Regions from separate parts of the Homo sapiens genome. Here region 2 is linked to region 1. A link is a contact called in ENCODE Hi-C or POLR2A ChIA-PET data. All regions are on one chromosome and are shown on one strand. Each heading gives the region's core, a stretch centred on a gene start or an enhancer-like site at or near the end of the contact. The rest is flanking DNA. Distances are from core to core; before and after follow the strand shown.

Evidence for each region. Hi-C counts contacts between places; a loop is a spot of excess contacts on that map. ChIA-PET counts read pairs that join two places held with the same protein, here RNA polymerase II (POLR2A). Pooled maps may share reads with other maps.
Region 2: a map of posterior vena cava shows a loop between it and region 1 (1.8-fold over the local background). The contact joins the enhancer-like site here to the promoter of FABP6-AS1 in region 1. A Hi-C loop is called at or near these places in 1 of 168 maps with a recorded cell type or tissue (posterior vena cava) and 1 of 50 pooled maps. POLR2A ChIA-PET finds 5 or more read pairs at or near these places in 5 of 52 experiments (AG04449, AG04450, H1 and 2 more).

What each region holds. Positions count from the first base shown.
Region 1 is chr5:160,208,630-160,212,350 of GRCh38, reverse strand. FABP6-AS1 (FABP6 antisense RNA 1) reads left to right here and starts at 2,281. Exons shown (of 4, transcript XR_941148.3): 1 at 2,281-2,374. It also overlaps a transcript of FABP6 not described here.
Region 2 is chr5:160,286,096-160,290,196 of GRCh38, reverse strand. The region is part of intron 2 of CCNJL (cyclin J like); the gene reads left to right. Among named protein-coding and RNA genes, the nearest start is that of CCNJL, 24 kb to the left of the region's middle. RefSeq lists enhancers at 816-1,793, 3,308-4,041, 4,042-4,101. Within about 2 kb of position 2,421, at least 20 of the 41 ENCODE cell types and tissues checked have a DNase peak (open chromatin) inside an H3K27ac peak, as active enhancers do.

The sequences.
Region 1 (3,721 bases), core at 1,032-3,531:
AACCCTGTCTCTAGTAAAAATACAAAAAATTAGCTGGGCATGGTGGCGGGTGCCTGTAGTCCCAGCTACTTGGGAGGCTGAGGCAGGAGAATCGCTTGAACCCAGGAGCCAGAGGTTGCAGTGAGCCGAGATTGTGACACTGCACTCCAGCCTGGGCAACAGAGAGAGACTCCATCTCAAAAAAGAAAAAGAAATTAGCCAGTTGTGTGGTGGCAGGCGCCTGTAATCCCAGCTACTCAGGAAGCTGAGGCAGGAGAATAGCTTGAACCCAGGAGGCGGAGGTTACAGTGAGCTGAGATCACACCATTGCACTACAGCCTGGGCGATAAGAGGGAGACTGCATCTCAAAAAAAAAAAAAAAAAAAAAGAACTTGCATAGGAAGGCACAGGATGAAATTGTTGTTGTTGTTTTTCTATCTGAGATATAAGCAGCTGGAAGGCAGGAAGCCTGCCTTATGTTTCTGTTTGGCCTGTGCAGGGCAGGGCCTATAACTGTGCAGTGTCTATACCTGGGCCTTTACATACTTGTTGGTCGGCTCAGGCATCAGCCAAAGCTCTTACAGATCTAAGTAGCAGACACGGACTCTTGGTGACAAACCAAAAAATAAAATTTTTGGAAACGTATGGAGTAACTCATAGAAAGGATGAAAAAGCTCCACCACCAGGCCTCCAGATAGCACATAGCACCAGGAAGCAAGAAGGAAGGGACAGTCCCTGGGGCACTGCCAACCCATTGATTACCTTCAACAATCCTTCATCCTTATAGTACTGCACTCATGACTCAAAGTCCCAGCTTGGACAGTTACAGGCTCTGTCACTTGGACAAGTCACTTAACCTCTGTACTGGGGTGTCCTCGTTGACAGAATAGAGCTAAAAATAAAGCCCACTTCCTTAACTGGCAATGGGAGGGTTGGATGCTCAGTACATGAAGATCCTTAGAAAGGGGGCCAGCACCTAGCAAGCACTTCATAAATATCAGCTACTAAAAAATACCAGGAGAGAAAGCCCAATGGGCTCAGCCGAGGACATGTATTCCCTCTGGGGGTGGGTGAGGCCAGTGGAGGCTCTTAACTGACAGTCCCACAGAGACCCACATGCAGCAGTATCTTCAAGGAGCAGCTCTCCAAGAAACACAGAAGTACACTGACAGAAGAAGGGGGAAAGGATACTGGGCAGGCAAGAACATAAGTGCCCATGATGACTTCTCAGCTCCCCAGGACAGAAAAAGGGTCCGACTCCAACATCTACAGGTTTGATCTAGGGCAGTGGCTGGGAAGAAGGAAGAAGATTGAGAGGCATGTCTAACAACGTCCAAGCAATCTCCCTACCAAAGCAGCCCATGACCCTTGAAAGATATTGCTTCAGAAGAAAGTCAGATGGCAAAAGGTCGTCCCGCTCCCATGCAATCATTCATTGCCCCCTCTCCTGCCACTGGCAAACCGTGATTAATTCCTGTGGCAGCCGCAGAAATCATTCCTAATGAATTTCTAATGAACTCATTTGGTGTTAATGCGGTGTGTAATTCTGCAGGACACTCGTTGTAATTTAGCCTTATTAAATCTCTAGTTATTGGGAACTACTATTGCTCTAAGCTCATAAGCAGGAGAAAAGTAATTATGCAGAGCAAGCGGTTAAATTATGAAAAGGATTGGACATTCTGAGAAGGCTGAGACGTGGCTGCTCCTGTGTTTTCTCCCTGGGGTGCACTGCTCTACAAAGGTGAGCAGGCTGTGCAGGTCTTCGAGCTGAGGCAAGAATGCCCACCTTGACTTCTGTTCTGCAGTGTTAGAGCTGTGCAGGCTGCCCCTGTGTTCTGGTATTTTTAAGGGCCAACCAAAGGTGGCCTTGTCCCCACATGATCTACCCCACTTGCCCACTGCTTGGGCCTGAATTTCCACCATAGGGATAGATTCCTTCATGTTTGAGGTGCTGTTCCAGGTTGAAAGGTAACTTGTACCACAGTTCAGAGAGCAGTCACTGATAGGTTATCTCATCTGATGATCACAGCTTCTCAATTATTGTCATTAAAACCCTTTGACAGATAAGGAGATTAAAGTTCACAGAGGTGAAGCCACTGGGCTCCCAAGGTCATCACTGGGTGCCAGAACTAGGAACAGAGCCCATATCTCCTGGTAACCAGGTGAATTCTCTTTCCAGCTTACCTGTCATTCATTGCCTGCTGTGTTTTTCATGCATATGTGACTCATGCTTCCACCTAGATCACATGTTTCTTGAGGTCAGAGCCCTTTCTGTGATCTGCTTTACCTGTTTGACTTGCCTTGGTACAGAGAATGGAGCTGCAAGACTCCCCTGGTCAGATCACGTCGGGTCTCCTGAAGACACCAGGAGGATTCTACTGTGCACAGGTTGATTGTATGTCTCCTTTTCCCACTTCTTCCTGAAATTTTCTTATTATACTTTTGATTAAAATGTATGTCTTAGGTTGCTTTCTGTTGCTACAGCTGAATACCTGAGACTGTATATATAGACATAGAAAAGGGCTGGACGCAGTGGCTCATGCCTGTACTCCCAGCACTTTGAGAGGCCAAGGCTGGGGAATCACTTCCGGCCAGGAGTTTAAGACCAGCCTAGGCAACATAGTGAGACCCCCGTCTCTAAAAATAAAAGAAAAGGAAAAAAAGACAAAAAAGACGATGATTTATTGCAGTTTTGGAGACTGGGAAGTCCAAGGTCTAGGGGGCACAACTGGTGAGAGGCTTCTTGCTGGTGGGGACTCTCTGTAGAATACCAAGACGGTACAGAGCATCACATGGCAAGGGGAGCTCACTGAGAGCCAAACTGGCTTTATTTATTTATTTTAATTTTTTGAGACAGGGTCTCACTTTGTCACCCAGGCTGGAGTGCATGGGGCAATCACTGTTCACTGAACCCTCAACCTCCCAGGCTCAAATAATCCTCCTGCCTCAGTCCCCCAAGTAGCTAGGAATACAGGTGTGGGCCACCACACCCGACTAATTTTTGTTTTTTTATTTTTTTGTGGAGAGAGATTTCACCATGTTGCCCAGGCTGGTCTCAAACTCCTGGGCTCAAGTGATTTGCCTGCCTTGGCCTCCCAAGGTTCTGGGATTATAGGCATGAGCCACCACACCAGACCTTTATTTATTTCTGAGAAAGGGTCTTGCTCTGTTGCCCAGATCAGAGTGCAGTGATGCAAAGATGGCTCACTGCAGCCTCAGCCTCTGGAGTAGCTGGGACAACAGGTGTGAGCCACCACACTTGACTAATTCTTTTTTTTTTAGAAATGGGGTCTCCCTGCTGGGTGCAGTGGCTCACGCCTGTAATCGCAGTACTCTGGGAGGCCGAGGCAGGCAAATCACAAGGTCAGGAGTTTGAGACCAGCCTGGCCAACATGGTGAAACCCCGTCCCTACCAAAAATACAAAAAATTAGTTGGGTGTAGTGGCAGGCACCTGAAATCCCACCAACTTGGGAGGCTGAGGCAGGAGAATTGCTTGAATCCGGGAGGCAGAGGTTGCAGTGAGCCGAGATCACACCACTGCACTCCAGCCTGGGCAACAGAGTGAGACTCCCTACAAAAAAAAAAAAAGAAAAGAAAGAAAGAAAAAAAGAAATGGGGTCTCCCTATGTTGGCCAGGTTTGTCTTGCATGCCTGGCCTCAAGCAATGCTCCTGCTTTGGCCTCCCAAAGTTCTGAGATTATAGGCATAAGCCACAGTGCCTGGCTCCCACTCTCATGATAA
Region 2 (4,101 bases), core at 1,172-3,671, 78 kb before region 1:
CTCAAGGCAATTAGAAGAAAATAATGCAGTGCAGGACACTAAAAGTTAAACCGAGGACTTCACTTCCTCCCCTAATAGAAGAAACCAAGGGTGCCTGGCGGAACTTTCATAGTACAAGTCACCTTCTAACCCCTCCGAGGTTAGCCTCAAAATGCTTTCAAAGCCTGTGTGTGAAGAGCACATGCTGAATTTTTTCCTCCCCCTCCCCGGCTATGCAGCAGTGATAGGTATGGTTCTCTTGGGGGCAGTCTCTGCCCTGCACATCTGGCCGTGGGCCCAGGGTCTTGAGTGACTGCATTTCACCTGGCCTCACCTGCACTCCCGGGCACGTCTGAGCCCAGCACAGGTATGGGAAGTGTTTGTCACTCTGCCAAGGTCAGCACCTGGGGACGGGGGTTGGGAAAAGCAGCCAAGGACCAGACACATGCCTGGAATCTTCAGAGACCTGTCCAGGCAGCCCTGCTGCCTCTCTGTCTCTCCGTGTAGCTTAGGTTGGGGCTTTAGGTGGGCTGTGATTCATGAGTCCTTGGCCTTTTCCGGGGCACTTTCCCTCTCAGGTAATCCTCTTTCTGCTTGAGAACCCCCAGGCAAAACTCTTGGGCAGCAAGGAGAGTGGTTTCTAAAGGGGCAGCCACCTCTCCTTCCCCCAGAATGGCTCCTCTGGTCTCAGAAATGCTGGCTCACACGTCACAGTGGGGTTTCCCACTTGGGGAGCAGTGACCTCTGCCATGGGTTACCCTAAGGAAGGAAGCCAGGGTAGATAAGGGAGTCCCGAGAGGAAGGGAGGGCATAGAGGGCCACAGGCAGAGGGAAGATTCCTCAAAACACTCTCCATGTATTCAGACGTCCATTCACTGAGCCAGCAGCTACTCATTAGTACTTACTCTGTGCCAGGGACCAAGGGTATGGCCAAGGGCAGGAGAGAAAAGCAGCTCCGTCCCTCATGGAAACCCCCTTCTGTGGGGGGCAGGGGACAGTTCCTAAACATGCTTCAATGTGCAGTGGCTGCTGGCGGTGGGAAGCCCACAGGAGGCTGCTGGGTAGGAGGGAGGTCAGGGATGGCCTCTGAGGAATGGTCTGAACAGGGACCTGAAGGAAGAGAAACAGCCCACATGCCCAAAATCTGGGTTTGATGACGTCATGGCACAACCTTACGGTGGAAAACTAGGCAGCCATTGCAGACATTGTTTCCCATGCTCTCTGAGGGGCAAGTGGGAAGCAGTTGTAGATCGCTATGGCATTTTATGAGAGTTTGCACAAAGAAATATCTGAAGAATCCAGGTAGAACCTAGTAGTACTTCTGTCTGAATCCTTCTAAGTGAGGGAATATGAGTGATGTTATTCTTTTTTTTTTTTTTTTTTTTTTTAGACAGAGTCTCGCTCTGTCGCCCAGGCTGGAGTGCAGTGGCACGATGTCCATTCACTGCAAGCTCCGCCCCCCCGGGTTCATGCCATTCTCCTGCCTCAGCCTCTAATTTTTTTGTATTTTTAGTAGAGACAGGATTTCACCATGTTCGCCAGGATGGTCTCGATCTCCTGACCTCGTGATCCGCCCGCCTCAGCCTCCCAAAGTGCTGGGATTACAGGCGTGAGCCACCACACCTGGCTGGTTATTCTTTTTAAGATTCATCAGTGAACATATAATTTATAATTAGTAAAAAGAAAAAGAAAGGAAAAGAAAAAAATGGAAAATTCCTTCTGGAAGGGGCTTTGCATTGTAGGAAGATGAAGTGGGATACTTACTGGGCATGGGGTGTTATTATGACAGGGCAGATTTTGTTAAAGGGATGATGTGGGGTTGCTAGGAAATCCTCAGGGATAAATTTTGAGCTGGGCCTTGTAACACAGTGGGTATCTAGTCTTTTTGTTTGTTTCCAAACTGAAAACATAGTAACTGAAGTAATAAAGTGGTTATGCATTGAGCATTTTTGAAAAATTCAGGCTGTTGAAAAGCATGATCGTGAAAATGCAAGATCTCAGTGCCCATCCCGACCTCTCCTCCGTAGCCACTGTTAATATTTTGATGTATCTTTTCTAAGTTTTTTCTAGCCCGTAGCTATTATGTTAAAAAATAATAATAATAATAAAGGACTGTGATGACAAAAGCAGGGGTTTTTGTAAGGTGGATTTCTTTTTCCCGGAACTCCACCATGGCCATCTGTCCATGCCTCCACCTGTTCATCTCTAGATACTCCTGCGGCAGATGGGCTTCCCTGAGTCAGGTGATCAAGGGCCAACAGCTGGGGAGGGAGAGTGATCAGGAAGCCTCTGCCCTTCCCTCCCCTCCCACCTCAGCCCCCTTCTTCTACAGCCTCCCCCTAGCCTTTCTGCTGCCCACACTCTCACCGCCTGTGGCCCTGCCAGGCATGCTGAGGGGAAGGTCACCCTGCCTGGCCAGGTTCCTGCCCGCCCAGCGCCTGCCTGATTGCTGAATGCCTGCCAAGCTCCTGCCTAATCTGGGGAGAGCTTTAGAAGCCGCCCTAGGGCAGGCTGCTCTTTTGTTTCTGGAATCCAGGCCACTCAGCAGAGGGGCTGGCTTCCTGCACTGCGCTGCTGCGGCCTTCAAGTGGACTTAGGTCAAGAGTGCCTGGGGAGGAATGCAGTCCCTTAGAGCAAAGCCCTTGTAATGAATGCCTTCCCTGCACCCCCTAATTGGGTTAGCGAAGTGATCAGCTAGATTCTCAAACTAAACAGGATAGGCATGCTGCAGTCCTACATTGTTATTTCCATGACAAAGAATCTCCCTTTTCCCAGTGAGGGGAACAAGCTGAGGCTCAGAGCTGCTAATTCTACTTGGTTTGAGGGCTCTGCAGAGGACACACTGACAGAGGCACCTCAGCTCAAAGGTAGAAAGCCTCATTGCACATTTCTCAAAGCAGGTTTCTTTGAAAGCCCAAAGAGCCTTTGACAGAGATAGATCAATTCAACTTCTCTGAGACTTGATTCCCCAGCTTGAGGGAAGAGGAAGGGCCACTAGGCTTGCTGAGCTGCTGTTAACACCAAATACTCTACATTTACGGCAGCGTGACCCCCATTTCTCAGATAGGGACACTGAGGGTCAGTTCACATGCCCAAGGTTGGTAAATAGTGGAACTAAGATTCCGACCCAGAACTGCCTGACCTCACACTCTGTAGGTATCAAGCTAATCCCCGGTATGTGGGGGCGGGAGGTGAGGTGGTTGGTACAGGGAGTGACTCTGTATTTATTCTTTCTTATTCGATACATATTTATTGAATGTCTGCATCTGTGCCAGCTACATAAATAAGTAAATTTTCGGCCACAAAGAGAAGACTACCAAGAGAATAAGGGGAACCTGATTTGGAATGATGGAGAGGTCAGAGAAGTCTTAGGAAGTGACATTTAAGTCAGTATTTGAGGGACAAACAGAAACAGGGAGAAAGAGCATCCCAGGGAGCCAGTGTTCTAGCTTCAAAATCCTGCCCTCTTGAGACCAGCCCCTTCCAGCACGCTGTACCTACTAACCCCTACTTGCCATATATTGCTATGCATTCCAGTGGTCCATAACTTTTCCTTTTTTCTTTTCTTTGCTTTTTTTTTGAGACAGAGTCTCACTCTGTCACCCAGGCTGGAGTGCAGTGGTACAATATTGGCTCACTGCAACCTCTGCTTCCCGGGTTCAAGTGATTCTCGTGCCTCAGCCTCCCGTGTAACTGGGACCACAGGTGTGCACCACCATGCCTAGCTAATTTTTGTATTTTTAGTAGAGACGGGGTTTTGCCATGACGACCAGGCTGGTCTTGAACTCCTGGCCTCAAGCGATCCGCCCACCTTGGCCTCCCACAGTGCTTGGATTACATGAGCCACTGCACCTGGTCCATAACTTTTTCTTTTATGCACCAATGTCTTTCTTTGAGAATCTGCTCAAGGCAAAGGACGCTTCTCCCAGGAACACGTACAGGAAAGACGTTCTTTGTGTTGCCTTGAGTTCTCTTCTCTCACTTGGCTCAAGGGAAAATCTAGAAGGCTTTGAGCTTGGCCAGTTGAGTGGGGAGGGAGGTCAAGACGTTGCCTATCTGACTTGTGTTTGGGGGCTTTGGACTGCACTGATGAAGGCAGCGTGGCCCGGCCAAAGGTCACTT